4 separate regions of the Homo sapiens genome follow, and all the other regions are linked to region 1. Evidence: chromatin loops called from intact Hi-C (ENCODE). Cell type or tissue: mammary epithelial cell. All regions are shown on one strand.

Evidence for each region. Hi-C counts contacts between places; a loop is a spot of excess contacts. Peaks named below come from ENCODE experiments on the same cell type or tissue, not always from the same donor. Only the 100,000 strongest peaks of a DNase experiment are listed, where the experiment ranks them.
Region 2: it touches region 1 in a loop (17-fold over the local background); 20 of 110 quality-filtered maps call a loop at or near these places.
Region 3: it touches region 1 in a loop (5-fold over the local background); 4 of 110 quality-filtered maps call a loop at or near these places.
Region 4: a loop joins it to region 1, with 7 times the contacts of the local background. A loop is called at or near these places in 8 of 110 quality-filtered maps.

What each region holds. Positions count from the first base shown.
Region 1 is chr1:202,716,731-202,724,730 of GRCh38, forward strand. KDM5B (lysine demethylase 5B) reads right to left here. Exons shown (of 27, transcript NM_006618.5): 27 at 7,765-8,000. Among named protein-coding and RNA genes, the nearest start is that of SYT2, 10 kb to the left of the region's middle. In mammary epithelial cell, a CTCF peak has its summit at 3,053 (motif pointing left); a DNase peak (open chromatin) is centred at 3,051.
Region 2 is chr1:202,497,027-202,505,026 of GRCh38, forward strand. All of the region lies in intron 18 of PPP1R12B (protein phosphatase 1 regulatory subunit 12B), which reads left to right. Among named protein-coding and RNA genes, the nearest start is that of PPP1R12B, 150 kb to the left of the region's middle. In mammary epithelial cell, a CTCF peak has its summit at 4,454 (motif pointing right); no DNase peak of the experiment used is centred here.
Region 3 is chr1:202,996,164-203,004,163 of GRCh38, forward strand. It overlaps the pseudogene MGAT4FP and the pseudogene RPS20P8. Among named protein-coding and RNA genes, the nearest start is that of TMEM183A, 7.2 kb to the right of the region's middle. In mammary epithelial cell, a CTCF peak has its summit at 3,271 (motif pointing left); no DNase peak of the experiment used is centred here.
Region 4 is chr1:202,595,622-202,603,621 of GRCh38, forward strand. It overlaps SYT2 (synaptotagmin 2), which reads right to left. Exons shown (of 9, transcript NM_177402.5): 4 at 7,378-7,497; 5 at 6,757-6,924; 6 at 6,269-6,436; 7 at 4,736-4,853; 8 at 3,597-3,730; 9 at 1-1,342. The coding sequence ends at 1,136. Among named protein-coding and RNA genes, the nearest start is that of SYT2, 110 kb to the right of the region's middle. In mammary epithelial cell, a CTCF peak has its summit at 4,706 (motif pointing left); a DNase peak (open chromatin) is centred at 4,690.

The DNA of each region.
Region 1 (8,000 bases):
GTAGACCAACTGTTTGGATTTTCTTCAGAAGGTAATGGAAACCATTGAAGGAATCTAAGCATAATCCATTTTATGCTTTTAGAAAAACCACTCACAGCTGGAGTTGGGTTAGAGGGCCTGTAAGTTCCCTTCCTTTGCTGACTTCTGAAAGGAGGCTGCATACTACATACTGCCGTGCTCACCACTTTGGATTCTGGAGACAGACTTCCTGAGTTCCAATCTCGGCTCACCTCTCAGAGGCCATGAGTTAGTGACTTCATTTCATAGCAGCATGGTGAGAGTCAGCTTAGGTTATCTGATATCTAGGACAGTACCTGATGCTCAGTCAGTGCTCAGTGCGTATTGAGTATTACAGTAACTGTTATTATTTCTGGCTCCAGAAGACCAGCAAGCCTAATGATGATTCTCTACATTGTTTGCTCCAGAGAGGTTGAGTGACTTTCCCAAGGAAGCCCAGTGAGTCTAGAAGCCATGGGATAGCTGCCTACCTCCTCATACTGTCTAGGGCCTGGCTGGAGAAAAGTTCAAAAAGGAGGATTGAACACCCTTTGTTAGATCCTGTTCCTACCACCCTAACCCCTGGCCACAGAACATTGATTGCACATGGTCTCATTTCTAGACTCAAGATAGCTGTGTGTGTGTTCGTGTGTGCACGCACATGTGCACACATGCTAAGACCTACAAGCAAAACATGTTTATTGGTCTTTTTAATTATTTATTTTTGAGATGGAGTCTTGCTCTATTGCCTAGGCTGGAGTGCAGTAGTGCGATCTTGGCTCACTGCAACCTCCTCCTCCTGGGTTCAAGCAATTCTCCTGCCTCAGCCTCCCAAGTAGCTGGGATTACAGGCGCCCACCACCATGCCTGGCTAATTTTTGTATTTTCAGTAAAGACAGGGTTTCACCATGTTGGTCATGCTGGTCTCGAACTCCTGACCTCAGGTGATCCACCTGCCTCATCCTCCCAAAGTACTGGGATTACAGGCGTGAGCCACTGTGCCCGGCATTGTTGGGTCTTTTTTCTGGGTTTTGGAGCACTGTCTAGGAGCTTCTGCCCGAAAACGTTCTGCTATCCCAAGGGCAACTTACCTTGGGTCCAACCAGCCTAATGCCGTGGTTTCCTTTCCCTAGTCAGGCCAGGCACCTTAAGAGTTTCCACACATTTGCTTATGCAGTTCCCCATCACTAAGGTCTTCTTGTATGGATTTGCTTTGGTTGCCAGGAATGCAATATACCTAGCCTCAGTCCCAACTGAGGTGGCTTTGCTGATGGTGGGTGGAGGAGTTGAGAGCTGAGTACCATGGTAGAGCTGCCATCCACACCCCAGCAGGCCCCTGAGGGCAGGGTCCCTGCCTACAGACCTGAGTGTCTGCCCTCTGGGGCAGCAGGTACCGTAGCCTTAAAGAGGCAGCTGAAATGCATTTGTGACTTCAGTGAATTACCCAAACCAGTTTAGGAAAAAAAGAATGTTCACTCAGTTCTCTAAAAGAAGGCTTATATAAGCCTCACTCAACTACCGGTGGGAGAAAAACCACAGCCTTTAAGGGCATCCATCAGCAGCTATGTTGGGGAGTCGTTAGGAATGGTTTACTGCTTTGTGGAACCACACATCTGAGAGGCGGCTCAAGAGTACTCAGCGGCCTTCCATCTTGTTTATAGGGCTCAGCCTCAGGAGCCAGACTGTCTGGGTGCATCCTGGCTGTCTATGTACCAGCTGAATGGCCTTCAGTCTTAACCTCGCTGAAGCCCAATTTCCTCATCTGTAAAATGGGCATGATAGTATCAATCTCATTGGGATGTTGTGAAGATTAAATGAGTTAATATATGCAAGGGATCCAGAGCCTGGAACGTACTAAGTGCTGTGTTAGCTTTTATTATTTCTCACCATGAAGTGTGCTAATGTGAAATGCCTTCTTCCTCAGCTTGCCCTAGATGTACATCTTGTTCTGGCTACACAGAAGTCACTGAAGGTACAGAGCACAGACTCCTGGGACCTCTTCCCTAGTTCTTCTCCATTCACACAAAGAGTTGCCTCAGTATTCAAGGGAACCACTGAGCCAAAGCCTGTCCCTAGTCAGAGAACCATTACTGGAACAATTTGCAGCCAATGCCCCTGACTTACCTTAGGTGGTGCTTTAGGGAGCTGCAGTCAAACCAAACTTATGAGGGGAGGGGCAGATAAGGACAGAGTACCCCTGGGGACCTTGTAAACCAGTCTTATTTTAAACATGCCAAGGCTCCATCTTCGGCAAAGCCACATGGCCAGTTTGGCAATAACCTTATTTCAAGTGTCAACTCAAATCAAATTTTCACCTTTCCTAAGCCTTGCTCTTTCTTCTCTAGCTCCATCACAATGTGCACGCACACTGGAACAAGAAACTTGAAACATTATTTTACATAGTTTCCTTCTATATTAAATTTCAAGCTCCTTGGGTATAGTGCAGTGTCCCCGTTCTATACAAATCTACAAAGCCTAGTAGGTGGTTAGTATGCTAGGCACATAACTGGGATCATCACTGGCTTAGGGATTGGCTCCACCTCAGGTAGAATGAGAATCCAAAGCCTGATCTTCAGTCTTAGGTCTACAGCCCAGTCCAGCCTGGGCAATAGCAAGACTCCATCACTAAAAAGATAAAAATTAGACTGGGCATGGTGGCTCACACCTGTAATCCCAGGACTTTTGGAGGCTGAGGCAAGAGGATAGCTTGAGCCCAAGAGTTAAAGACCAGCCTGGGCAACATAGTGAGACCTTATCTCTATTTTTAAAAAAACAGAAAAAAAGAGTAAAAACTAAAAAAAAAAAAAAAAAACATTAAATCTCCAACCTAATCTTCCAAACAGCAAGCAGGTTAGATATACACAATGAACTGAAGAATTTTGTGAGGGGCAAAACATTGCAGAAGATTAGATCCTGATGTCTAACTTCAGGGCAGGTCACAGACCAGAAACGGAATGGAGAGTGGCCTTAGGTATTCAAGTCTTTCCACCACCGCTTTCCCTCCCGTGGAACTAGGAGGGGAAGCAGCTCAATCCTGGTCCTCTGCTGCCCTCTTCTGTTGCTTATTAGAAGCTCCTCCTGGCTTGTCCCGAAGGGCCTGGAAAACAGCCACTTCCTCTCCAACATCCCATCCCACCTGCCCCACCCTATGGTTTCAGTATATTAGGGGATTGATATTACAAGCAAGAAAGATAACTGTGATTGCCATTAGTTCAGACTGGGCTACTAATTTGTCTTCCTGAGCAAAAAAGCAGTAGACTTGGGCACAGCCTTCCTTTTTTTTTTTTTCCTTTTTGAGATGGAGTCTAGCTCTGTTACCCAGGCTGGAGAGCAGTGGTACGATCTCGGCTCACTGAAACCTCTGCCTCCTGGGTTCATGCCATTCTCCTGCCTCAGCCTCCCGAGTAGCTGGGACTACAGGCGCATGGCATCATGCCTAGCTAATTTTTGTACTTTTAGTAGAGACGAAGTTTCAACATGTTGGCCAGGCTGGTCTCGAACTCCTGACCTCGTGATCTGCCCGCCTCAGCCTCCCAAAGTGCTGGGATTACAGGCGTGAGCCACCGCGCCCGGCCAGCCTTCCTTTTAAGAACGCTGGAGTTGCCCCCACATCCAAGGATCTGGCAGATATGGAGCATGCTCCTTATTTTGAACTCTAAAGCTAACAAGTTATCCTATAGAGGCAGATCTTTTTTTTAAGCTTACAAGTGAGGGCACAATTTTGCATCAAAATTCCAGCCTTCCACCCTCACCCACAGGGAAATATTACCTCATGTGTTACAAGGATTAAATAACATATGTAAAGCCCTAATAAGACTGGGCGCAGTGGCTCACGCCTGTAATCCCAGCACTTTTGGAGGCTGAAGGGGGCAGATCACTTGAGGCCAGGAGTTGGCCAGGAGTTCAAGATCAGCCTGACCAACATGGTGCAATCCCATCTCTACTAAAAATACAAAAATTAGCCAGCATGGAGGCACAGGCCTGTAATTCCAGCTACTTGGGAGGCTGAGGCGTAAGAATCGCTGGAACCCAGGAGGTGGAGGTTACAGTAAGCAGAGATCTCGCCACTGCATTCCAGCTGGGGCGACAGAGTGAGACTCTGTCTCAATTAAAAAAAAAAAAGCCATAAGAACAATATCTGGTAGTTAGTGCTATAGAAGTGTTTTGTTTTTGTTTTTGTTTTTGTTGTTTTTGAGATGGAGTCTCACACTCTCGCCCACGCTGGAGTGCAGTGGCACCATCTCGGCTCACTGCAAGCTCTGCCTCCCAAGTTCATGCCATTCTCCTGCCTCAGCCTCCCCAGTAGCTGGGACTACAGGCACCCGTCACCACGCCCGGCTAAATTTTTGTATTTTTAGTAGAGACGGGGTTTCACTGTGTTAGCCAGGATGGTCTTGATCTCCTGACCTTGTGATCTGCCTGCCTCGGCTTCCCAAAGTGCTGGGATTACAGGCATGAGCCACCGCGCCCGGTGCGTCTTTTTTTTTTTTTTTTTTTTGAGATAGAGTTTTGCTCTTGTTGCCCAGGCTGGAGTGCAATGGCACGATCTCGGCTCACTGCAACCTCTGCCTCCCAGGTTCAAGTGATTCTCCTGCCTCAGCCTCCCTAGTAACTGGGATTACAGGCATGTGCCACCACGCCCGGCTAATTTTGTATTTTTAGTAGAGACGGGGTTTCTCCATGTTGGTCAGGCTGGTCTCGAACTCCCGACCTCAGGTGATCCACCCACCTCAGCCTCCCAAAGTGCTGGGATTACAGGCATGAGCCACCGCGCCCGGTGTTTTGTCTTTTAAACTCATAGATGTGATAGAGGTCATAGTATTAAAAGGACATGGGATTGGAGTCTGGCTCAGCTACTGGCCACAAGCCTTATGCAACTTCTGCCCATATCCCAGTTTAAGTCACACCTCCTCCACAACTGATTCCTCGGTGCTCAGTCTATAGGCCATCTAGCAAAGGAGATAATGATACCTTCCTATGTCCGCTTCCCTGAGGACCTCATCATTCTGGACTCATAAAAAGCCTTCAGTAATAATACATGCCAATTCTGTCCTCCACCCTTGTCCAGTGAAGGTGGCTCTGGGGTAAGGAATTAACAGTGAAGTTTCCGATCAGCACACTTTGGCCCTCTGTCCAGGGCCGCCTTTCCTTGTGGTCATCACTTAAATTGTAATGCCTATACCAAGAGCACCTCGACTCTTCCCATTTTCCCTTTGATCTATACATAAACCTATCCCATGACCAAAGTTTAGAGGAGGAGGTATGCAAAGACCCAAAGGTTTTCTCCGCTATTAAGGGCTGGCGACTTACAACCCCTAATAATCTTAACTGAAGATTAGTACCTAAACTCAGTGTCATGTTTTTCCCTCCTTCTGACCAATAGGACCAGCCATCAATATGGCAAGAGGATACATGGCCCTTATGGAAACCGAATGGTGCTATCTGGTGGCCAAGCTGAAGTGGCAGCCAGAGTTGCCCTAAGTTTAGCCGTGGCTCAAAGGACACATACTGAATGAAATCAATGGGAACGATGTTGAGGTAAGTGCTTGCATATTCAGTCACACTGCCTTATTCTCTCTTCTAACTCCCCTCTGCTTAACTGGACATTCTTTTCCTTGATTCAGTAAGACCTGCTTTAGTTGTTCACTCTTGCTCCTTGAAGGGTTTGAGTGGAGTGTGAGGTGGTATGGAAATGAAGAGGGCACAGAAACAGGCTGTGGGCACTCATGTCCACCATGTCCTCTGCTAATCTCCTAAGGCATGCCAAAGTCCAGAAGCCTGTGCCCAGGATCTGCCTCTTGTGAAATTGCCTAATGTACAGAGGTATCTGTGAAACACACCATGTTAAGGACCATGGGTTCTTGGTCTCAAGAGGGAAAAGGAAACTAATCATTGAGGCATTTTGGTCATTTGAGGGTGGCCACTTCAAGGCTAAACATGGCTGCTAGATTTCAAGACATCTCTAAAAAATAAAAGTACTCCACAAACAGGGCTATAAAAAAAAATAAGTGATCTATCAGTGACTGGAGGTTAAACCCTAAGTCACATTTGCCCACTCTATTCCCTGCTGGCTGGAAGTAAGAGGAAATGTGGGGACAGCAACAGAGATGAAGCAGGTTCACCAATTCCAGGACCAATATTCTTAGTTCTTTGAGACATGTAGAATGTCCTGGACAAGGAACTAGCAAAGCAACCAGACCAAGAGCTCCTCCTTACAATAAGGCTAAGGCCCAGATCAGGGATAAGGCCCGCATATTATTCCAAAGCCCACCTCTCCTAAGGACGGGCTTAGTGAAGTGTTGCTTCATCTATTTAGTTTCCATGCCTGTGACATAGTAACAGTGACTATGATGGGTTAAAAGCATTAAAAGAACAAAATTCCAAGTGTGCTATAACTGGCCAGTGGATTAGGATGGCTTCAGAAGCTATGGAGCATCTTAAACACCAGGCTTCTCCTAGGAGCTTAGAAAGTCTTGCAAGAGGCCAGGTGCAGTGGCTCACTCCTGTAATCCCAGCACTTTGCGAGGCCGAGCCAAGCAGATCACTTGTGGTCAGGAGCTCGAAACCAGCCTGGCCAACACGGTGAGACCCTGTTTCTACTAAAAGTACAAAAATTAGCTGGGCATGGTGGTGGGCACCTGTAATCCCAACTACTTGGGAGTCTGAGGCAGGAGAATCACTTGAACCCAGGAGGCAGAAGTCGCAGTGAGCCGAGATTGCGCCACTGCACTCCAGCCTCGGTGACAGAGTGAGACCTCATCTCAAAAAAAAAAAAAAAAAAAAAGAAGAAAGTCTTGCAAGAGGCAGACCAAGTGATTTAAAAACAGACACTCTCTTGCATGTAATGCCAGCACTTTGGGAGGCCAATGCAGGATGATCCCCCAATGAGCACAGGAGTTTGAGACCGGCCTGGACAACATAGTGAGACCCCATCTCTACAAAAAAACTTTTTTAAAAATTAGCCAGGCTTGGTGGCCCACACCTGTAGTCCCAGCTACCTGGAAGGCTGAGGTGGGAGGACCGCTTGAAGCACGGGAGGTGGAAGCTGCATTGAGCTATGATCACGCCACTGTACTCCAAACTATGTGAAAGAGCAAGACCTTGTCTCAAAAAAACAAAAACAAAACCAAAAACCACACACACACACACACACACAACCAGATACTAATACACTCTTAAGCAACTTCGACCAACCTATGCTCTCCCTCTACATTCCTTCTGTAAAATATACTCGTGGTCTCGGCCTGCCGAGCACCTGTGGCCTGCTCTCACCAAGTAGTATTTGTTCCTAATCATATACTAGGTCAAATTGTTATAGTAACTATGTTTTGACTATTACATAAACCAATGAAATGAGTGTGTAAAGAGTTTTTATAAAAACCAGATTGAGTTAGTTGTAAAACTGTCTATTTAGGTGGGTAAAATTCTTACAAAAGATTGGAGAAAATGATAAGTATTTAGAATTCTAAAATCAAATTCCTAGGCCAGGTGTGGTGGCTCATGTTGGGAGGCTGAGGCGGGTGGATCGCTTGAGGTCAGGAGTTCGAAATCAGCCTAGCCAACATGGTGAAACCCTGTCTGTACTAAAAATACAAAATTAGCCGAGTGTGGTGGTACATGCCTGTAATCCCAGCTACTTGGGAGGCTGAGGCAGGAGAATCATTTGAACCTGGGAGGTGGAGGTTGCAGTGAGTCGAGATTGTGCCATTGCACCACAGCTTGGACAACAAGAGTGAAACACTGTCTCAAAAAAAAAAATCAAATTTCTTTTGTTGTTCAAATTCTTTATGCATTTTAAAGAAGCTCAATCAAGCTCACATCATAGATAATGCATTATGGCTATTATGAATGAAGGCCCTCATCCCCAAACTAATTTTTCTCAATTTTAGTGTTTATTAAATGGATATACATATTTATGATTTAGGTTAAATATATCTTTCTCATCCAATAATTTAACTTTTTTATTAACTGTTGAACTACTTGTCCTGATCATACACAGAAGG
Region 2 (8,000 bases), 220 kb before region 1:
GTTTCCTACATTTTTCTGTGCCTACTGCCAGTCTTTCACACTGTTATAGGATCCATCATTTTCTCTCTTGTATGTTATTGGATTATATGAAGTACTTTGAAATCTTTGAATGAAAAGTGAAGAGTGATACCAGTTCCTTTTTGGATCCGCACTAATAGAGAGGGACATAAATGTGGAGAATGTAAAACATCAGACAGTCCCCAAGTCATTTATATTTGACTTTGAGATAAGATTAAACATCTGGCATCTTACATAACTCTGCCCTTTTAAGGCCTGACATCCAACTCTTCCCTGCAGTGAAAGGCCTAAGTTCAGCTTTTCTGAAGATACTCCAGGCTCCTGTAAGCCACTCAGACATGATTGGTGGTGGTTTTCTTTTTAGTACTGTTTTCCAAGAAGGAAGGAATTTGGTTCTGACTAAATTAATTGAAATACATGTGCTTTTCTATTGAAATTATGTAAAAAGATGACCTTTTGTATCCTACAACTTATTGGAAGTATGTTTTCAGAGTATATTTAATAACCTGTACTGAAAATTAACATCTAACTCATCTTTAGCAGAGAAGATATAAATAATATATTGTCATTGATCTGCCTATATTTTTGTCTAGATCCAAAACAGACAATAGTAGCCTTCTAGAAAGTAGTGCCTTTAATGACTAACGGTGACATAGGTGAGAATTGCCTGCCCTTGGTTGAAGCTGGGGCTACTTCATAAAGGCAAGCTATGTGGTGTGGAAATAGTATATAGAGGTTCCTTGGGGCACGAGTGTGTGCCTGTGTGTATGTGTATGAATTATAGCAACTCTTAGTTTCTTCAAGGGGCTTGGAAAGGCTTTTGGAGATAGGAAGAGTGAATATAGGAAAGTTCCTTTGGGGAATTATAACTCAAAGCATATATAACTCAGGAAATATAACTCAGAGGATCTGAGTTATAGATTATAGAGTACTGAAATGGAACATTATCCATACAGAATTACATAGGCCATTTAAATCCAGGGAATTGCAAAAGGGAAGGCTTTGTTGTCATAAGAATGTCTTTTGCCAGTGAAAATTCTATTCTCTACTTTTCTAAACTTCTTGGCACTGGAAAATCCTAGCCTAGAGGGTACCAAGTAAGGAAAATTAAGATGATCTTGATGCAGTACTTCCTAGGGAATTTTACTTTAGGACTGTTGACTTGAAAGTATGAAGAAAAGCAGAGACTGTTGCAGTTTGATGTGAAAGGCATTTGTCAGACTAAAAAATACTCCACACATCCAATTGCATAAGGCATCTACTAGTGTTTACCATGTGTCAGGAAAACAACAATGTGAATCAAAAAGAATAAACAGCCCATTATCTGTGGACTGGTACATTTGAATTTATGCAGATAAGCTAAGGTTGCTATAAGAAATATATTCCAAGTGCCAATCTCCAGCCTCGCTAATAGTGCAGGAAGAAAGGCCGATAATGAATCAGCATAGGGTGAGGCATCCTTTTTGTAAAAGTCTTATATTTGCTTGTTTCATTTCTTTCAGTTAAATTCTTAACTGTTTTTCTCCCTTGAGCACTCTCTCCTAATGCTAGCAGGCATGATGCCATTATCTATATGGGCCTACAGAGCCACATGCCTGGTCATGGCCTAGTGTAAATTCCTACATTTCTATTTCAAGACAATCAGTAGTATCTTATGACCACCTCTCTACCCCAGCTCCATTTTCATCCTTCAGGCAGTACAGTTGACTCAGCTCTGCAACAACAAATGAGCCAGTTAAAGCGGAGGGCATTCCATTGAAATGGTGCTGTTAGCTAATCAGCATGGATACAGTTGAGAAGCCCAGGGCAGCTCTTTCCTTTCTTGGTTTTTAGTTCAATAAAACTATATCTGCTATTGAGGTCATGCTGGCTTCCTTCTCTTACCTAGTCCACTCCTTGAGAATTATAATATCTATTATTTTTAAAGTTATCTCTTCCCAAGACTCTAATATCTTGGCTTTTTTTTAACTGAAATATAATTTACAATTAATGCACAGATTTTAAATATACTGTTTGCTGGGTTTTGACACTTGTATGTACCAGTATAACCACTACCCAAATCAAGATATAGAACTTTTCCATCACCTTAAAACGTTTCATCATTAACGCTCAAGAATAAGTGATACTAATCTATGGTGATAGAAATCAGAAGAGTGGTTGCCTCTCAGGACAGAGAATTGAATGGAAAAGATAGAAATCAACCAGCAGTAATATTTAATTTTTTTTTTGAGACAGGGTCTTGCTCTTTCGCCCAGGTTGGAGTGCAGTGATGTAGTCATGGCTCACTGCGGCCTCAACCTCCCAGGCTCAAGTGATCCTACTACCTCAGTGTCCCAAGTAGCTGGGAGTACAGGCACAAGCCACCACACCCAGCTAATTTTTGGAGTTTTTCTAGAGATGGGGTTTCACCACGTTGCCCAGGCTGGTCTCGAACTCCTGGGCTCAAACAGTCCTCCTGCCTTGGCCTCCCAAAATGTTGAGATTATAGGCATGAGCCACAATGCCCAGCCAATAATATTTAATTTTAATGGTAGAAAGGAAGCTTCAACGGTTATTATCTTTATCTTATGCCTCCAGTCAGAGTTAGACCTAAATGATTCAAAATATCTATGGTTTTTCCCCCCTTCTTAAAGATTTCAAAAGAAGATTGTTTAATACTTCACTTGTATAGCAGTGACAACAACGTGGTTTAAGACCTTTCTGTTGTTTAAACTAAATCTCTATTGAGGTCATTGAAGTTCATTTCCTTTTTTATATACCAAGAAAAATGTAACCAACATTTATATACAGGTAAGATTTATGGCCAGGAATGGCCATAATGTTTGCTATCAATAGAATATTTGGTCAGAGAAATGCAAATCAAAACCACAATGAAATAGATCATCTGACCTGTTAGAATGGCTGTTATCAAAAAGACAAAAAATAACAAAACCTGGTGAGGATATAGAGAAAAAGAAACTCTTAATACGCTATTGGTGGGAATATAAATTAGTGTAGCCATTATGGAAAACAGTATGGAGGTTCCTCAAAAACTAAAAATTGAACTACCATATGATTCAGCAGTCCCACCACTTGGTATTTATCCAGAGGAAAGAAAAACAGTGTATCAAAGAGATGACGCTCCCTGGTGGTCTAGTGGTTAGGATTTGGTGCTCTCGCTGTCTCTCTCTCTTGCTCTCTCTCTCTCTCTCTCTCTCTCTCACTCTCACTGTCTCTCTGTCTTTCAAAGAGATATCTGCACCCCTATGTTTATTGCAGCACTATTCACAATAGCTAGGATATGGAATCAACTTAAATGTCCATTAACAGATGAACAGATAAATTAAATGTGGTATATGTACATAGTGGAATACTATTTAGCCATAAAGAAAAATGAAATTATGTCATTCACAGCAACATGAATGATCCTGGAAGCCATTATGTTAGGTGAAATAAGTCAGTCACAGAAAAATAAATACCTCATGTTCTCTCTCATATGTAGGATCTTAAAAAGTTGAGCTCATAGAAGTAGAGAGTAGGACTGTGGTTACTGGAGTCTGGAAAAGGGAGATAGTCAGAGGTTGGTTAACAGATATAAAATTACAGGTAGGGGGAATAAGTTCTAGTGTTCTATAGCACTAAAGGGTGAATATAGTTAATGATAATTTATTGTATATTTTCAAATAGCTAGAAAAGAGGATTTTGAATGTTCCTAACATAAATTATTTTTGATGCTAGATATGCTGATTACCTTGATTTGATCATTACATATTGCATATATGTATTGAAATATCACTTCATACCACATAAATACGTACTATTATAATGCATCAATTTAAAATTTTTAAAAAGAGAGTATGTGATAGACTAGTCATGCATTGCTATGCTGGGGACAGCAAGGAACATGCTTAGAAGGCTGGGGACCCTACTTAAGCCCAACATAGTGCATAGTTTTAGTCTGAACCCATCTCCACTGGTAAATCCATGAACCAGTGAAACTAACAATGAATATGTAAAATTGACATCTTAGCACCTCCTTGACAGATGTGTTTAAAAACAATTCTGTTTTGTTTATCCACGTTAGGTATATGACAGTCTCTGAGAATCTTAATAGATCCTTTGTCTTTCTGAATGAAAAATAATCTGCATCTTAATTTGAGGAATAGGGTTATTCTAATTATATCTGAAAATGCTTTTATATTCAGCAGTGTGTTTGCTGTTTTCTTTACTATAGTAGTAATCACATAGAATGTTTGCCCTGGAGGGAACAAGCATAGGTACGCCACAGAAGATAATGACCATTTGGATATTTCTATCTTTTTTTACCTGCATCTTTGGCCTGGATTCCATTTTCTTTACATTGAGTTTTATCTATTGCTTTCTTACTGTTTTCCCTGTTTGCTCTGGAGCTGTTTTCCAAGCCAATCCTGTTGTATAATTGAATTTATCACTAGAGGGCACAAGTGGTCAACAGAAAAGATATTGGTGAGCAGGCAGAATGGTGCCCTAAAGCTGAGCAGAAGACAAATTGCCTTTGTTTTTAAGGAATTGTTGAAGGACCGGGTTCAATGTAGTAAAGGTACTTGCCTCCCAACTTTTGGTATCATAGGATTGGAAGAGAATCTAGAGATATCTTGGATTAGGAACCAATTTTATGGTTAAGAAGACTGAGGCTCAGAGAAATTAAGAATTATTTGGGCATGACATCTCTGCTAGGTGAGCAACCTGTACCTTTTTTCAGGGAACCTCTTTGTTTGACTGTAGTGAAGCAAACCTGAAATTAGGACTTACATCCTTTTCTATTCCTTATTCATCCATTTGGTTTTTTTACTCAGCAGGTTACATGTTCGAATTGACTTGCTAGTAGCATCTCACCTCCTTGAGTGAAGGAACGTCTTCTTGAAGGACAACTTAAAAGCCTACTCAGAGTATCAAGATTCAGTGGGTAGAGCATCAGCATTCTTCTGCTGTCCTTGACATAGGTGGGTAGTTATGTATGTCAGGAAGTAAGACTTTTCATACTTTTCTTTTCCCCTAGAATCTCTATTGCTTTTAGATAAATCAGGTGGCACTCAATCTGAACAAAATCACTGAAACCTTACCCTCAAAGTTAGCAATGTAGCTGTCCCCATCCAGAATGCAATCAGTAGGTCTGGATTACTAGTCATCCCTCAAAACTGATTGGTAAAGGAGATAGTGTTAAAGAGTTACTAAATTATAGATATCAAGGTACCTGCCTTAGATAACTGGGGGTATGCTCGTGGAGAGATCTGTTGGTAAAAGTCTTCTAAAAGAGTTAAGCTATTAAATGCAAGGTTTTCAAACTACATGAAAGAACACAATTGGAATTTGCTAGCAGAGCTGAGTTTTGAACTTTAACAGAAAATAAATGCCATAGAAATAAATAGAAATATACCAGAAGCCACTAAATGCATTTTCCATTTTGTCCTGCCTTCACTTTTGTAAGCATCTTAATTCAACAAGTGCTTTTAAGCGCCGATTATGATCAAGCACTTTTCTAGATTCTGGGGATGCAACAATGAACAAACAGCCCTGCTCTTACGGAATTTACATTCTAGTGGGGGAGACAGACAAAATAAATATATAAAGTAAATACTATGTTAAAAGGTGATACGTGCTATGGAAAAACCATATAGAGTAGGCTAAGGAGGAATCAGAAGTGCCAACATGGAAGGAGGTTGACATTATAAGTAGGGTGGTCAGGATAGGCCTTACTGAGAAAATATGATTTAAGCCTAGTCTTAAAGGAAGCAAGGTGGGAAACTATGTGGATATGTAGGGGTAGAGTGTTATGGACAGAGGGAATAGCAATTGCAAAGACCCTAAGATAGGTGTCTGGCATGCTTGAGGACAGGTTAAAAAAAATCAATGTGGCTACAGTGGAATGTGCAAGCAGGCCAAATGGCATCGACTGATAAGTTATTATAAGAACTTTGGCTTTTGTAGTTTTGAGCACAAGAGTGACATGATTATATTTATATTTTAAAGGATTACTGCCTGCTATTTTAGAGAATGTACTCTGGGAGGACATTGGTGGAAGCAGGGACATCAGTTAGGAGGCCATTATAATACAGTAATCCAGGAGAAAACTGACGGTGGTTTGTACCAGGATAATAGCAGGCAGTAAAGATGCTGAGAAGTTGTCATATTCAGGATATATTTTGAAGTTAGAACCAATGAGATTTGCTGTTTTCTTGGATATCAGGTGAGAAAACAGAAGGTCAAGGTTGACACTAAGACTTTTTAGCTAAGGCAACTAAAAGCATGGAATTTTATTAATTGAGATGGAGAATACTACAGGAAGAATACAGAATACATTTGGTGGGGGAAAAGTAGACATTTGGTTTTGGTTTTAGAATTGTTAAATCTAATAGGTCTGATTGACATATTTCTACATGGAAATGTCAAGAGGACAGTTAGATGTAGGAATCTGCAATTCAGGTTTAAGGGCCAAGCTGGAACTACATCTTGGATATCAGTAAACCTAAAGATTGGATTTTAAAACCATGAGATTGAATGTGACCACGAAGAGAATGAATGTAGACAGAGAAGAGGCCGAAAGAGCCCTGGAGCACTCCGAAATTCAAATTGAGGAGAAGGGGAAGAATCAGCAAAGGAAACTGAGCAATCCTGGTACCTGACCCTGAGAATATGGATGCAGTTTCCCCCTTTTTCCAAAACGAAATCAAACAAAACACATGGAACAATAGGCAGTTTTATCATTGTTCTTATTTTACCTTTTTTTTTTTTTCAAGGGCTATTTCCCATGAAATCTGCTCAGTCTGTTTATAAATGGACCATGCAATGGTATAGGAGACCTGGACATTCCAGGGCATCTTCTGGTGTCTTTTGAGCTAGAAATTGCTTCCTTTCTGCAACCTTGTCTAGAGGCCTTTGAAGTCCAGGGATGTCATAAGACTCTTCTTACTACATCAGAGGGATTCTATTAATTACCATGTCTGCAAATGATCTGTTAACTTACCTCTTGGTCTCCTTTGCCAAATTTTCTTCAGCTCTATTACATCTTTGAATAAATGTCACTTCAATTTCAGTTAAGAAGACTCTTGAGGCCGGCCGTAGTGGCTCACGCGTGTAATCCCAGCACTTTAGGAGGCCGAGGCAGATGGACCACTTGAGGTCAGGAGTTCGAGACCAGCCTGGTCAACAGTGAAACCCCATCTCTACTAAAAATACAAAAATTAGCTGGGTGTGATGACGCCCACCTGTAATCCCAGCTACTCGGGAGGCTGAGGCATGAGAATCGCTTGAACCCGGGAGGCGGAGGTGGCAGTGAGCCAAGATCGCACCACTGCACATCAGTCTGGGCAACAGAGCGAGACCCTGTCCCCCCCAAAAAAAGAAGACTCTTGGAAAAACTTTTATTAGAAATAAAACAACACCTAAAAGTTGTTACTGTATATTAAAATTTGATTTCTCTGGGGTGGCTAGAATGACAGTTACAGACTAAATTTAAAGCTAAAAAATACTTTAAAGGTCACCTAGTTAACACTGTCATTTTAAAGTTAACAGCTGAGGCCCAGGAGATTAAGTACCTTGCTAGTGTCACATAGTTGTAGTCCTAGTGCACAGCTGTTGCACTACCTTCCAAATTTGTATCTTTATATCTGTTATATCTCTTATATCATATTACATACTGTTATGACAAATAATATAGCATAATAGTTAAGAGGACACACCCAGGAGCTAGACTCCCTGCATTTAACCCCAGCTTAACCATTTAACTACTTTGGATAGGTTATTTAACCTTTGTATGCCTCAGTTTCCTCATCTGTAAAGTAGGGATAATAATAGTCTACCTCTTAGAGTTGTGAAATGAAAATGAGCTAATACATTTAAATAGAGATGATTACAATCCATTTAAATTATTTTCCAAATCTACAAGTTCCTACATCTGGATGAGAGTAAGGCTTTCGGAATACTTTTATTGGCCTTAGGATCACATGATTTTGAAGTTATTAATT
Region 3 (8,000 bases), 280 kb after region 1:
AAATTCTAGCCAGAGCAATTAGGCACAAAGAAAGACAGAAAAAAAATCCAAATTTGAGAAGAAGAGCAAAATTTTCTCTGTTTGAAGATGATATGATCTTATATGTACAAAGTCCTAAAGATTCTACCAAAAAAACCTGTTAGAACTATTAAACTAATTCAGCAAATTAGCAGGATACAAAATCAACACAAAAACATCAGTTGAATTTCTATGAAGTAATAAACAGAATAAACACTCTGAAAATGAAATTAATGAAAAAGAAATCTATTTCTAATACCATCAAAGAGAACAAAGTCCTTAGGAATTCACTTAGCCAAGGATGTGACTTGTACAATGAAAACTACAAAATATTGCCAAAGAAATTAAAGAAAGCATAAATAAATGGAAAGCCATCCTATGTTCATTGATTGGAACACTTAATATTGTTAAGATGTTAATACTTTCAAAGTCATCTACAGATTCAATGCAATACCCATCAAAATCCCAATGATGTCTTTTGCAGAAATAGAAAAATCCTTCCTAAAATTCATATGGAATTTGCCTTGAGTAGGCAAAACAGTCTTGAAAAAGAAGAGCAAAGTTGGAGGACTCACACTTCCTTATTTCAAAACTCACTACAAAGCTACAGTAATCAAAACGTGTGGTATTGGCATAAAGGAAGACATATAGACTAATGGAATGGAAAAGAAAGCCCAGAAATAAACTCTAACATACAGTCAAATGATTTTTGATAAGGGAGCCAAGACCATTCAATGGGAAAAGGACAGTCTTTTCAACAAATGGTGCTCTGAAAGCTGGATATGCACACAACATAAGAATGAAGTTGGATCCTTACCTTACATCACATACAAAAATTAAATTGATATGGATGAAAGACAAACTTGAGAGCTAAAACTATAAAACTCTTAGAAGAAAACATAGGCAAAAGCTTCACAGTATTGGATTTGGCAATGAATTTTTGGATATGACACCAAGGGGACTGGCAACAAAAGAAAGAATAGACAATTTAGACTTTATGAAAATTAAAAGCTTTTGTGCATCAAAAACACTATCAACAGAGTAAAACGGCAACCCACAAAGTTGGAAAAAATATTTGAAAATCCTACATCTTTTTTTTTTTTTTTTGAGACAGGATCTTTCTGTGCCACCCAGGCTGAAGTGCAGTGGCACAATCACAGCTCACTGCAGCCTCAACCTACCGGGCTCAAGTAATCCTCACCTCAGCCTCCAGAGTAGCTGGGACCACAGGTCTGCACCACCACATCTGGTTAATTTTTAAATTTTTTGTAAAGACAGGGTCTTGCTATGTTGTCCAGGCTGATCTCAAACTCCTGGGCTCAAGTAATCCTCTTGCCTCAGTCTCCCAAAGTGCTGGGATTACTGGCATGAGCCCCCACATCCAGCCCAAATCATGTATCTTATAAGGGATTAGTATCCAGTTTATATAGAGAACTCCAAACACTCAACAGCAGCAACAACAACAAAAAAACCTGATTCAAAAATGGGCAAAAGGAGTTGAATAGACATTTCTCCAAAGAAGATATATAAATGGCCAATAAGCACATGAAAAGATGCTCAATATCACTGATCATCAGGGGAGTGCAAATCAAAACCACAATGAGATTCCATCCCACACATATTAGGATGACTACTATTAAAAAGAAACAGGAAATAACAAGTGCTGGCTAGGATGAACAAAAGTTGAAATCCTTGTGCACTGTTTGTGGAAATGTAAAATGGTGCAGCTGCTGTGGAAAACTGTATGGTGGTTCCTCAAAAAATTAGAAATAGAATTGCCACATGATCCAGTAATTCCACTGCTGGATATATACCAAAAGAATTGAAAGCAGGGTCTTGAAATAATATTTGTGGACCCATATTTATAGCAGCATTATTCACATTAGCAACTCAAATGTCCCTCAACAGATGAACGGAAAAACACAATGTGGTGCATACATAAAATGGAACACTATTTAGCAAGAAAAAGAGATGAAGTTCTGATTCATACTACAGCGTGAATGAAACTTGAAAATTCCCAGAGCTCTCAGCTAATTATAGTAACTGCAAGTAGAGTGTTTATAGCTAGCATGGAACTCCATTTTTTTTTAATCCTACAGAGCTCCTATGTTACCCAGGAGAAAGGAATGGAGCAGGTATTCCCTGATAGAGGAAACAGTATAAAGATACTAAGGATTAGACTTGGGTCTGGCCCCCAAAATTGACTGGATCATGAAGTGTGGGATTATGAAGCTGAGGAAGATTGTGTTCACCCCCCAACTCATTCTGGTCTGCCCTTGGGACGTGGTACTTGATCAAACCTCTTCAGTTAATAGCAATTCCTTCTTACCTGGCCCCATTGCATACTAAGTCCTGGCCATGCCCCTTATAAGTTAGCAATCTGATTCCCAAACTTTGTTTTGTTTTGTTTTGTTTTTGTTTTTTTGAGACGAGTCTCGCTCTGTCGCCCAGGCTGGAGTGCAGTGGCGCGATCTCGGCTCACTGCAACCTCCTCCTCCCGGGTTCAAGCGATTCTCCTGCCTCAGCCTCCTGAGTAGCTGGGATTACAGGCACCCGCCACCATGCCCAGCTAATTTTTGTATTTTTAGTAGAGACGGGGTTTCACCGTGTTGGTCAGGCTGGTCTCAAACCCCTGACCTCGTGATCCACCCGCCTCGGGCTCCCAAAGTGCTGGGATTACAGGCATGAGCCACCATACCCGGCCCAAAACTTTGTAAGGCTAATAATTTGCAAAAGCAAAAACAGCATTTATCTGGACTGATGCCCATCTTAAACAGAGTGGAATAGGGAACACAGGTTATAGAAGGAGAAAAAAGAGCATTGTCACCGTGAGAGTAGCCAGAGAGATAATGAAGAGAGCTAAAAAAATGGAGTATCATCGTAAAGATGATTTCAAGAAGGATGAGATCTCATAGAAATATAAGAAAGAGAATGTAGAAAATGCAATGAAGAGGTCACTGGCTACCTTAAGAGTAGTTTCAATGGACAGGTGAATTTTGAAGCCCGAGTCTGGTGACACAAGAATTGTCTAGGTGCTGAAGAAACAAAGACAATGGGCAAAAGGTGTTCTTATTAGTCATGGTAGATAGAGGAGGGAACAGTGTTTGTCATGGAGGTTTTCAGGACAGAGTAGACTTGTGCATGTTTGTAAATTAGAGAAAGGAGCCTATAGGTGGGAAAAATATGTTCATTTCTGTAATTCCTGATGTGCAAATTTTTGTAGACTCAATTATCACGTACTGAGGCTATACTGCCCTCTTGTGGTGCAGAGTGCCCAGAAACTTTATTCTAAATTAGAAGTCTGCAAACTTGCTGTAAAGGGCCAGACGGCAAATATTTTAGACTTTGAGGATCATTCGGTCTTTGTCATTATTACGCCTTGTAGAGTGAAAGGAGCCACAGATAGCTCTTTGAGGAAGACCTGGTCCCAGCTGTACCGGAACTCTGGTCCACCCGCTCCTGCAACTGACTCGCCGCTGTTCACTCTCCAGAGGAAATCATGCCACAGACGCAGCTTTTAACAACATGAGAAAGACATCCCTGGAACCACAAGTTAATTCACTGAATTAGAATTACCCTAACCGGCCAGGCGCGGTGGCTCACGTTTGTAGTCCCAGCATTTCGGAAGGCCAAGGCAGGTGGTGGATCACTTGAGCCCATGTTCAAGACTAGCCTGGACAATATAGAGAGACTCTTTCTCTACAAAAAATACAAAATTTATTCGGGCGTGGTGGTGCGCACCTGTGGTCCCAGCTACTTGGGGGGCTGAGGTGGGAGGATCTCTTGAGCCCAGGAGGTCGAGGCTGCAGTGAGCTGATATCGCGCCACTGAACTCCAGCCTGGGCGACAGAGCGAGACCCTGTCTCTGAAAATAAAATTACCCTAACTAGCTGCAACCTGACATCCCTGGAGAAGATGTGTGCTGACTTGATCAAAAGTGCAAAGGAAAATAATCTCAAAGTGAAAGGACCATTTTAGATCCCTACCAAGATTCTAAGAATCACTAAGAGAAAAACTCCTGTGGTGAAGTTTGTTTAAGACTTGTAAGAATCCAAGATAAATCCCCATAAGAATCCACAAGCGACTCACTGACTGACACAGAACTTCTGAATTGCTAAATTGATTACTTTCATCAGTATTGAGCCAGCTGTTGAAGTCACCTCTGCACAGGATTAATCAATTTTCTTTAAGTGATTATCAGTTGGTTAAAAAAGAAAAAAAGTAGCCACAGATAATACATAAATAGGTAGGAGTATTTCAATAAAACTTTATTTACAAAAAATATGTAGGGGTCAGATTTGGCCTGCAGCCTCTGGTTTGCTGGCCCTTGATCTAAACCTGTGTTCTCAATATTTGGACGGAACATTAAAGTCATCTGGGGATTATTTTTGTTTGTTTTTAAGAGAATAACTCCTGGTCTTGAAGGATCCTCCCTCCTCAGCCTCCAGAGTAGCTGGAACTACAGGTGTGGCCCACCAGCCTGGCCCTCTAGGGATTGTTTTAAAATAATGCGAGTGCCCAGGCTACACCTCAGACTGATTGAATATGAAACTTTGGGTGTAGGGCCAGGTCACTAGTACTTTATAAAATGCCACCACCAGGGAGGGAGTCCATTGTGCAGTCATGGCTGAGAGCTACTGATTCAAATGAATATGCTTCTAGTTTTAAGTGCAGCCCACCTTTATTGAGTGCTTATTATGTGCCAGGTGCTGAGCTAAGAGCTTTCCATATATTGTATTATCTCATTTAATCCTTAAAGCAACTCTATGAATTGGGAATCATTATGAAGCTCATCTTATAGATAAGGAAACTGAATTTTTGTGAGATTAAGTAATCTGCTCCAGGTTATGTAGCTATTAAGAGAAGAACAGTGATTGAAACTGAGAACATCTGCCTCTAGAGCCTGAGCTTCCCAACGCTAGGCTACTCTATTTGTTACTATTATTTTTAACTGAAAACCACTGAGAACTATGTGAATTGAACTATTTGTATCATATACTATATTTTATTTTTAAAATTTATTTTATAAAATAGAGATGAGGTCTCACTATGTTGACCAGGCTGGTCTCAAACTCCTGGCCTCAAGCAATCCTCCTGCCTCGGCCTCCCAAAGTATTGGGATTACAGGTGTAAGCCACCACACCTGGCCATATACTATATTGTATTTTATTTTTTGCTTTTGAGACAGTCTCAGTCTGTCACCCAGGCTGGGGTGCAGTGGTGCGATCTCCTGGGCTCAAGTGATTCTCATGCCTCAGCCTCCCAAGTGGCTGGGACTACAGATGCCGGCTACAATGCCCGGCTGATTTTTGTATTTTTAGTAGAGATGGGGTTTCACCATGATGGCCAGGCCGGTCTTGAACTCCTGACCTCAGGTGATCTGCCGGCCTCGGCCTCCCAGAGTGCCAGGATTACAGGCGTGAGCCACCGCGCTCGGCATCAATATACTATATTTTAAATAAGGTGGGTAAAGTTAATCACAAGCAATTTTCCCTAGATTTAATAAATGCAATAAATGCAGTTTTTCTAGTGCCACAGCTGTTTTTTTTTTGTTTTTTTTTTTTTTTTTGAGATGGAGTCTCACTCTGTCACCAGGCTGGAGTGCAGTGGCGCGATCTTGGCTCACTGCATTCTTCTTATGAATCAGATTCTTCTCAGATCTTTTCCACAGCTTTAGCACATCATAGAAATTCATTGTTTAAGTACGCTTTCAGTTTGTTTTCTGTTACAGGTTTTCTCTTAGTTTGACTCCACGTGTACTAACTGTTACACGCATCTGTATAAGAGACCACCTGAGCAGGCTTAGTGTGAGCAACAAGGCTGTTTATTCACTTGGGTGCAAGTGGGCTGAGTCCGAGAAAGGAGTCAGCGAAGTGTGGTGGGATTATCATTGGTTCTTATAAGTTTGGGATAGGCCGTGGAGTTAGGAGCAATTTTTGTGGGCAAAGGATGGATGTTACAAAGTACATTCTCAAGGGCGGGGAGGATGTTACAAAGTACATTCACAAGGGCAGAGAGGACGCATTGTCACAAGGGCAGGGAGGAATGTTACAAAGTACGTTCACAAGGCGGAGGGGGAGACTGTATTGTCACAAGGGCGGGCAGGAGCGTTACAAAGCACATTCACAAGGATAGGGAATATCACAAAGTACATTATCACAAGGGTGGGAGAATGTCACAATGCCTTGACCATGGTGTGGCCAGCTCAGAGGAACTTACACTTAGACTACTAATATTAATCAAAGGCAAAAGTTCAGTATGACTCTTTTAATCTTAGAGGCAGTATAAGACAGTGGTTTTTATTTTTATTTCTTATTCTTATTTATTTATTTAACAGAGATGGTGTCTCACTATGGTGACCAGGCTGGTATCGAACTTCTGGCATCAAGTGATCCTCCCATCTCTACCACCCAAAGTGCTGGGAGCCACTGCACCTGGCCAAGACAGTGTTTTTTCCTGCCTCAGCCTCCCGAGTGGCTGGGACTACAGACATGTCCCAGCATGCCTGACTAATTTTTTTTTTTTCGTATTTTTAGTAGAGATGGGGTTTTACCATGTTGGCCAGGGTGGTCTCGAACTACTGACCTCAATCATCCACCTGCCTTGGCCTCCCAAAGTGAACAGTGTTTTTTTAATATATGAACTTTGGAGATAGTCTGAATTCTAACCCTGCCACTTGTATGTTAGGTACTAACTAGTCTTAGCATTTTAATAAACTGGAATGGGTTGCCTTCCTTCTGACTCTATGTATTCTGTCCTAATGCAGTAGAAGCAAAAAGGAATCAGTCACCTAAGGTGTTTTCAAATAACAACTACCACAACTTTTTCACCACTATAATAATAGCTGAGAGGCTTACTATGTGCTATTTTTAATGCTTTTTATGGGTTAATTCAATTAATTATTTCAACAACCCAGTGAAGCAGGTGTTTTTATTATCTGAAATTTACAGGCAAGGAAACTGAGGTTCAGAGAGGTTAAGTAACTTTTCCAAGGTCACACAGATAATAAATGGCAGAGGGAAGTTTTGAATGCAAGCAAGTCTGACTTCACAAGCTGCACTCTTGACTACTTTCAAAATATTGCTTTTTTATACTAAACTGCCTTCAGTAGGAAATCCCACTGTCATGTATTTATTTATTCAAACCGAAGGGATACTTTTCCAATACCTCCAAAGCAATGATTCCCAGGCTTTAGGGTTTCACAGGCTATTAAAATTTGAAAGAAAATTATGACAACCAACATAGATTTGCCATCTTTAAGTTTTCAAGATAAAGGAACCTTAAAAAGCAAACACCTCCTGTGAGCATTTACTATTAGTGCAAAATAAATAACAACCTTTTTTTTTTTTTTGAGATGGAGTCTCGCTCTGTCGCCCAGGCTGGAGTGCAGTGGTGCGATCTCGGCTCACTGCAACCTTCGCCTCCTGGGTTCAAGCTATCCTCCCAAGTAGTTGGGACTACAGTCACCCGCCACCATGCCCGGCTAATTTTTGTTTTTGTTTGTTTGTTTTTTAGTAGAAACAGGGTTTTACCATGTTGGCCAGGCTGATCTTGAACTCCTGGCCTTGTAATGCACCCTCCTCGGCCTCCCAAAGTGCTGGGAGTACAGGTGTGTGCCACCGTGCCGGGTCTAAAGGACAGTTTAATACCAAAAAAGTAGGGTGGACATAATCTAGAAATATAGCATTCGAATGCTGTATATATTTATCTGCTGTCCTTGAATTTCCCACTTTTCTGAGGAAAATATTTGAAAACAACATTTTCCTTTCACTTTCTTCCTAATAGCTAGGTTAAGCCACTTGCATTTAAACATAATAACAATTTTAGTAACTTTTACTTGTCTTCCTAGCAAGAACTTGTATCTTCTGGTCTGGAGATTAACAGTGCTATTAATTAAAAATTGTTGCTTTTTAATAAAAGGTGGAATGAAAGAGTAGGATCATTTGTTCCACTATATTGGCCCAAGGACTTAAGAGTCTCAG
Region 4 (8,000 bases), 120 kb before region 1:
GTTCTCTGGCTCTGCACAGATAACGTGTCTTCAGACAGTGTTGCTCCACTTAAAAGAGAAACAGAAGCAAAAGCACAATGGGGAATAAATGCAAATGAACTTGGCTGCTTATATTCTGGAAAGGGAGAAAGCATCTGTGTTTCCCACTGGATGGGGTGAAGATCCAGGAGTTTAATTTTGGTCTTTCTGGTAATGGGACTTCTGTTTCTTCATAGTTTGATATTTATTGTCAATAAGAGTGAGATTTTGGGACTGAGAGTCCCTGTTAGTCTGACCCAACTAGTGAATAGCTCATATCCATGAATGTCCCAGGAACTACACTTCTGGGGAAACCATGACTGGCAGGAGGAAGTATTTGATGGCATCGTTTGGTCCTAGTTCTGAACACATCCAGTCTTCACATCTTGCTGCCTCCCAAATAGCCACCAACAGGAGTATGAAAGCCCCGATATCTGAACAGGATCCTGAGACTTTGCCATAGATGAGAGAAGATCTCCCACTTAGTGGACTTCTTCATGTCAGGGTCCCCAAAGAGCCTTCTTTTCCCACACAACTTTACTGTCCATGGCTCATTCCAGGAATGAAGAGAGATGCTCAAAGAGACACACACACACACACATTCCAGGAATGAAGAGAAATGCTCAAAGACACACACACACACACACACACACACACACACACACACATACACACACACACACACACACACACACACGATCATTGGCCACTGTGATGCCTTCCCTGTCAGGAAGCAGGATGTGCTGCCATTTTGTTGGTCCAGAAGGCTCAAAAAACAGGAACTGCTGCAAGTTTGTGCCAGTAGAGAGCCTCGCTTGGGGTGAGGCAGATGTGAAGCTTTGAAAGAGTCGAGGGAACTGTGACAGGGCATGCAGCAAGGACAGCTCCTGGGACCGTGAACAGAGCCAGGCTTCTCTTTCACCTCTTAGGGGACTCTCCTCACACAGCCATCAAAGGGAAGTTGGTCTTTAAAAAGAGAAAAACAAGGAAAAACAAGGACACAACCACCCAACAAATGAAAGAAAAAAGAAAACCTCTAAGGTTGCATAACTGAGGTATTGATAGCTCTGGATCTTGTCAGTGTCCGTGAAAGGTGTGGGGTCCCAGCCGCTGCTGTCTACTTGTTCTTGCCCAGGAGTGCATCCACCTCCTCCTCAGGCTTGAGCGAGTGCCACTGGGCGATGGGCCTCCGGGGGTTGGCCAGCATGTCGGACCAGTGCCGCAGCTCTGTGCCCGTGGCATTGCTGCCCACGAAGATCTTGCCTATGGCTTCGTTCTTGCCCAGCTTGTCATAGTCCAGCACGGTGACCACTACCTGGACTTTCTGCAAGGAAAACGAGGGAGGGAGTTGGCAGACAGAGACGTGGGATCCCATGACCAAATTTATCCTCCATCAACCTCTACTCCCAATGATTGGGAAGGTAAGGCCTCCTGGGGCTCCTTGGTTTCATCTCTGCTCCAGTGAAGACTGAATTGACATGGAGGCAGAGGCCACGCCTTTGGCAGCCTTTGTTTCTACCACTGGGCATTTATTGAGGATGTACTGTGCTCTAGACCCTGTTAAGCACTTGGAGGGGGAGAAGAGGGAAGGAAAAGTGAAAAGATGAATTTCACTTCCTCAATGAGATCAGCAGACATGTAACTGAAAACTTACAACATGAATTGATAAAGGTTATGCTAGAGAGATGGGCACAAGGTACTGTGGAAACTTAGAGGAGGTGACAGTCCTGGGGCCAATCAGAAAAGGCTTCACAGAAGAGGTGACTGGGACATGAAGTCTGAGAATTTCTCTAGGAGGAGAAAAGAAGGAAGAGGATTCCAGGAAAACAGATTTGCTTGGGTAGAGGCATAGAGACCTGAGAGTGCATTTGGCATCTGAGAAACATTAGATGTTCAGTCATTGAGGTATAGGGTGAGAAGCAGTGAGGCAGGAAATGAGGCTGGTAGAGTAGGTTGGGGTCAGCCAAGGAGTCTGCATTTTGTCTTTCAGGCAAGCAGTAGGGGACTCCTGACGACTTTAAGAAAAGGAGTGTCGTGGACATTTGAGAGAGAGAGCCCTGGCATTGAGTTGGAAGATTTACTGGAGGAGGAGTGGGCCTAATGGCAGGGAAGAGACCCATTGGAGGATGCTGGAGGGTCTGGGAGGATGGATCCCGAATACCTGTACCAAGGCAGGGACAGTGGGGATGGGAAGTCAAAACCAGGTTGGAGAGGTATTTAGGAAGAGAATCAAGAGGACTTGATGATCAGCTGGATTTGCTGAATGCTCGATGCCTTTTTCCCCTGTGACTCCAGCCAACTCAGATTTGTCCTTCAGGACCAAGCTCTCTCTGGGAAGCCTCACTACAGTCCTCCGCTTCATGGACATTGAAGCTGTCGTCTCACTGTGCTTTACTAGACTGTTTACTGGTGCCCTCCCACTGTGAGGTCCTTGAGAGCAAGGAGTGTGTGGATTACACACTTATTTCCTCATCCCCTAGCCTACCACTTAGGAAATGCTCAGTAAAGTATGTTGGATAAATGAGAAAGGAAAAAGGAAATAGTCAGTCTAAGGTGACGCCCAGGTTTCTGACTTGGGCCACTGGGTAAATGATGGACTGTGGGGTCATTCATTGAAAACAGAATTCAGATGAAACAGGCTTGGCTGGGAAGAGGTAGGAAGAAGAACATTACATTGGTTTTAGGCATGTTGAATTTGAGATGCCTGGGTCAGGATGCTCTAGATCTAAAATTCTCTGTAATGAGGACTTCTCTTGGATTAACATTATCACTGAGCTGCCCAGTGTTCCCTTGAAGTATTCCATCAATAACATCATACACATCTCCATAGATGACAGAACCAACTCTGAAGATTCTCTTGTACCCTTGCCCCCAGCCCTCCTGCGGGGAGGAGAGGGGGTGGGATCAGCTCACTACAAAGAAGGAGAGACCAAGACTCCATGATAACCGACCACTCTGCAAGCCCCCAGCTGCGCCTGACTTCCCGCCCAAATGGGTGGGTGGGTGGGTCTCTTGTCCTACCACGTCCAGATCCCACTCATACCTGGAAATGGTGAAAACCAGACCTCATCTCCAACATTTACAGAACTTGCTGGTGAGAAGGAAGGAAAAATAGAGAAGGCTGGAAGGGTGGAGGGAGAGAGGAGAGGAAGCAGATCAGAGGAGTAGATGGGAAAGACCTAGAGAGCAGTGGAAGTGGGGCAGGGATGGCCAAGACAGGATGTGGCTGGAGAGGATGGAGGTGGCAGCGGCCACTCCCACCCTCTCAGCCAGCTCCCAACCCCTCTGGCACCTTTGCTATACCCCCATACATCTGTGTGCATGACCATGGTCCTTCAAGTCCTAAACGAATGATTTGCAGAATTTTTTGAATTAGTTCATGTTTATCTCCTCAGAAAAGGGGGATCCCTGAAGCACTTGGGAAGGAGGCCCCACCCAGGCACCATTAGACCTCGAGCCTTCCCCTACCAAGAAAGGCTGTTCCATGGTCTCTAGGTGAGTTCCCTCTCTTCAACCTCCCCATACATGTTTGCCTCCCCAAACCCTGCTCCATGCCTAGGAACCCAGGGCTCCAGCACCTGAATCTGCTCGAAGGGGATCTCAAAGCTGAAGGACTCGTTGAAGTATGGGTTCAGGGTCTTCTTCTTCACGGTTGTCTTCTTCTTCTTGAGCCTCTTGCCATTCTGCATCAGGTGGATCTTCACGTACGGGTCTGCGGAGGGAGAATCCCAACCCCAGAGAGGTTCCCCTTAGCCCCCAGCCTTCCTGCCGAATGTACCAAGGCCTGCCCAGAGCATCGGTCAAGAGGGGGTCTTCACTCCGCTGAGACCAGGCCCTCAGAAAGCCCCAAGTCATGCCATCCAGTTCAAAGGTGGCAAAAGGCTTCACCTCCAGGACCAACTGTGACCAGTTGGTTGTGGCTTCCTGAAGCATTGGGTGGAGGGCATTTCTGAGTCTAAGTAAGGCCTTGTGAGAAAGAGTCTGGGGATTCATCTGTGATCCTGTACTGGGGAGTGGGTGGGGAGTGCTGAAGTCAGGACACACATCTGCTGGGTCATAATCCCAATCCGATCCCCCTAATCTTGCAGACAAGAAACTGAGGCCAAAGAACGGAAATGACCTGCCCGAGGTCACACAGCGGGTCAGTGACAGAGCCAGGCTGGCACTGAAACGCGCTGGTTGGAGCCCATGCCCAGGGCTGATTCTCTGGGAAGGCAGCTGAGGCAGCAGGCTTCATCCACTAGAGCCCTGTGCCATGGGCCAGCCCCATTCACTGCCAGGTAAATGTGATATTCAGAGCATCTTCCACTCCCTTGCCTCACCCTCCCCTTTCCAGGGCAGAGCCAGCAGAGCCTACAGCCTCTTCTGGAAACATGTCTCGATTGTGGTGTCATGCTTTGGGCTAAGCCCTGCTCATTTCCCTGGGAGAAGTAAAATCCTAAGTCACAAACTTATCTGGGGATGAAATTTCTCTGATCCTTTTCTCTGTAGCCCACAGTGCATGGCCAGAGAGCGCTGGGAAGGCAGCTCTGATGGGGACAAGGGGCCCTTGGAGAAAAGGAGGGCCTGGGAAGCTAAGGCTCCCCCGCTCCTCGAGGAGACATCTCAGTCCCAGGGCAGCAAAGTGTTCCTCTTCACTGGAGTGTGCAAACTCTGGGACTTGGTGCTGACTGGCTCGCTGGTGCCACCCAATGGCAGCCAGAAGCTCTCCACGTACCTGAAAGGCCGCCCACGTCCATCTTCTTGAGGTTCTTAGCCTCCAGGATGCAGACAGTGAGCTTCCCGGCCGTGGGCACATAGCGCAGGGAGGTGCAGATGTCGCCCAGCTTCTCCGGCTGTCCAGGGGAAGAGCAGGACTTGGGTCATCTCACCCATCCTAGTGCCTCTCTCATGGCTGACCTCTTTCTTGCCAAAATTAGCAAGGCAGTGATGTGTCCCTGCCTCCCTCATCACCAGTCCCCATATATGTGATGGCCGAGAAGGTCTTCCAGCATCTGACCTTGGGTCCCCCTGATGCAGTGCAACAAAGTCCCTGAAAGTGACAGGTTGGGACCTCAGGAGCCGTGGGCTGAGGATGCTGACAGATGAGGGGGGTAGAGGACAGCTGCGGTGGCAGGACTGAGGGAGGGATCCCTGGGTGGATCTGGGATCTGGGAGGTTGGGAGTATGTTTGGGCTCCCACCCCAGGCCCTGGTAAGGTGGGAAGGTGTGCGAGAAGCGGGTGGGTTAGCCACGTGTCCACCACCAAGGGCCCTGGGGGACTGAATGTCTCAGAAGCCTTCTTTCCCTTAACAGTCCCACCCACCAAGATCTCTCCTTGTGGACCATTCCACTTGTAGTATGATTTGTGGTTTTCGGAGCAATTTGCATCCCTTTTGTTACTATCACTGCAACTCTTTGATGTAAACAAGACAAGAATTCTTTGTAACCAATGAGAAACTGAGGTTCCCAGAGGCCATGGTTTGCTCAAAGTCACACAACAATTTAGCACTGTAGGCAGGCTGAGGACCCAGGGCTCCTAATTCCTAAGGCCAACACCACACTGCAGAGTCAAAGCTGCTCAAAGTCAAAGCCACCCAGGGCAAGACTGACGACATCACACAGGTCCTGGTTCAGGTGTGCTGGCCTTCCTCCCAGGCACAGGGGACAAAAGGGAAAAAAGGATGTCTTAAGCTTCTCTACTCAGCCCTCCATCACTGCCTAGAGTGTGCCAGGTAGCAGGGCCCTGGCCAAGACAAATGATTGATGCCCAGAAGGAAGAATGGCTAAAATGGAGTTTTAGGTACACAGCAATTGCTCAGCAAATATTTAGTGAGTGAATGGATGCTGTAGCAGTTCTGGGAGGACAAGTCCCTTTGCTGAGTATCCTTTAGAACAAACATGAGCTTTTCTTGTGGGTGAACTGAGGCACAGAGGCGTGAATCACTGGCCTTAGGTAATAGCAGAAGCTTAGGAGTAACAATAATAATGGTGTTTTTATTTATTTGAGTACCTACCAAATACCAGTCGCTGCGCTAGGCGCTTTATGCAGGTAATGAATCCTCATCTGTAAAAAAAGACTAAAGGAGGGAACCCGAGTCCAGAGAGTGTAAGCAACTTGCCCAGGGTCACACAGCCAGGCAGTGTGGAGCTGGGATCCTAACACAGGTCGTCTGCCTCCAAAGCCCACCCTGTTTCCATCATGCCAAGAGGTGGAAGCCCACCTGTACATTCGTCTTTCTGCCCAACCTGGCCTCATCTCTGCTCTTACCTCCTCCTTTTCCCCGCCTTGCAGGTCTCTCCACTCCTCAATGGGCTGGCCGAGGTCCACTGTGTTCATAGGCACCTTTACCTCTCCAATGATGTCATGTTTGGAGAAGCGGTCAAAGTCATAGATGGCCATCACCAGAGTTTTGCCCCCAAGCTCCTGGTATGGCACCTGCAGGGCACAAGCAGAATCAGAGGGGGCCAGAGCGACTCACGCACCTCCAGGGGTGCTATGGGCAGGGGCCTGCATTCCAGCCCACAGGGTCCAGGTTAGTGTGCCGAGACAGACAAAGACCAAGGCTTTTGGGGAGCAGAGTGTGAGGGTGGGGTGGGAGGGATCCCGATCCTCCATAGAGGCCGGGGTAGCCCTGCAGTCAAGGCTGCCATTGTTCCAGGCTGAGCCATGGCTAAGGACCAAGGAAAGGTCTGTAGAACTCAGCAGAGAATTGGGATCAGGCAGGGAGCTGGAGTCACCCTTCCAGCCCTCAGCACCTTGAAGGTGAAGGTTTCATTGAAGGCAGGGTTCAGTGTCTTCCGATGGACTTTGGTCTCATATTTCTTCTTCTTGTCAGGAAGGAGGAAGACCTTGACATAAGGGTCTGAGGTGCCTCCCATGTCCAGGGCAGGCAGTTCAGCAGCCTGCAGAACGCCCACAGTAAGCTGTGGAGAGAGATGGGGAGAAGGGGCCTGAGTCTCAGGACTGCTCCAATACCACAACTGGCCCCAGACCCAGCACCCACCAATTCCGTCCCAGAGGAGGCAGTTGGGGCAGGGAAATGGCGGGAGGCTGGTGCTAGAGAGGAAGATTGGTCTCCATTTCCATCCCAAGGAATTTGGAATGGCATTTAGGAAACCTGAGAAAGGGAAATTGCCTTGCCCAAGGTTGGTGGGGAGGTTAATAGCATAATCAACTTGGAACCTTCCCCAAAGCAGGCTAGTGGCCAAGCCAGCATCAATGTCCAGAGCTATAGGCCCTGCAGTTTCCAGCCTGCCTCATTCTATGGAAAGGAGTAGTGCCCACACATCTCTGAGGGAGCTGTTTCTATCCCCCTTCCACCCAACTCCCAGGCCTCTCCCCATTCCCCCACTCTGCCCCCCCACAGCCCTGCATACCTGATTAGCCTGAAAATCATAGTCCAGGGAAAACTGCAGTTTGCCCAGGTTCTCTGGCTCTTTCTCCTCCTCCCCTTCACCTTCCCCCTCAGTCAGGCCTGTCTCTGCGTCGTCGTCATCCTGTGGGAGCTGGGGGAGAGAGGGAACAAGTTAAAAGGGGAGGACCGAGAAGTCTGGCTTAGCACAGGATGACGGGAAACCAGCCCCTCTGTGGTAGACCCTGACTCAGAGCTGTGTGTGGTGGGAACACAAGAGGGAACGTGGCCCTGCCATGGGACCCTCCTTCACGGCCCATCAGAACCCCTAGGTGGCTCCTCTACCCCCAACCCTGTGTTTGAGACATGGCTCTGGTTTGGGCACCACTCTCCTGCCTCTGAGACACACTGTGCTATGGGACCAGGCCCTGTGCCAACTGCTCCATAGCTTCTAGGGGCTGGTGTGGGGGTAGGATTTACTTCCCTTGTAAGCCCTCTCCCAAACACTTTCCCCAGCTCAGGCCCCACGCATCCTGGGCAAGACATACCAGAAGTACGGTCCAGGCAGACAGGAGCAGAGTGAGCCCACAGAGGTGGAGAGAGAAAGAAGAAAGTGATGTAAGAGAAAATCCTGCAGCTCAAACCAGC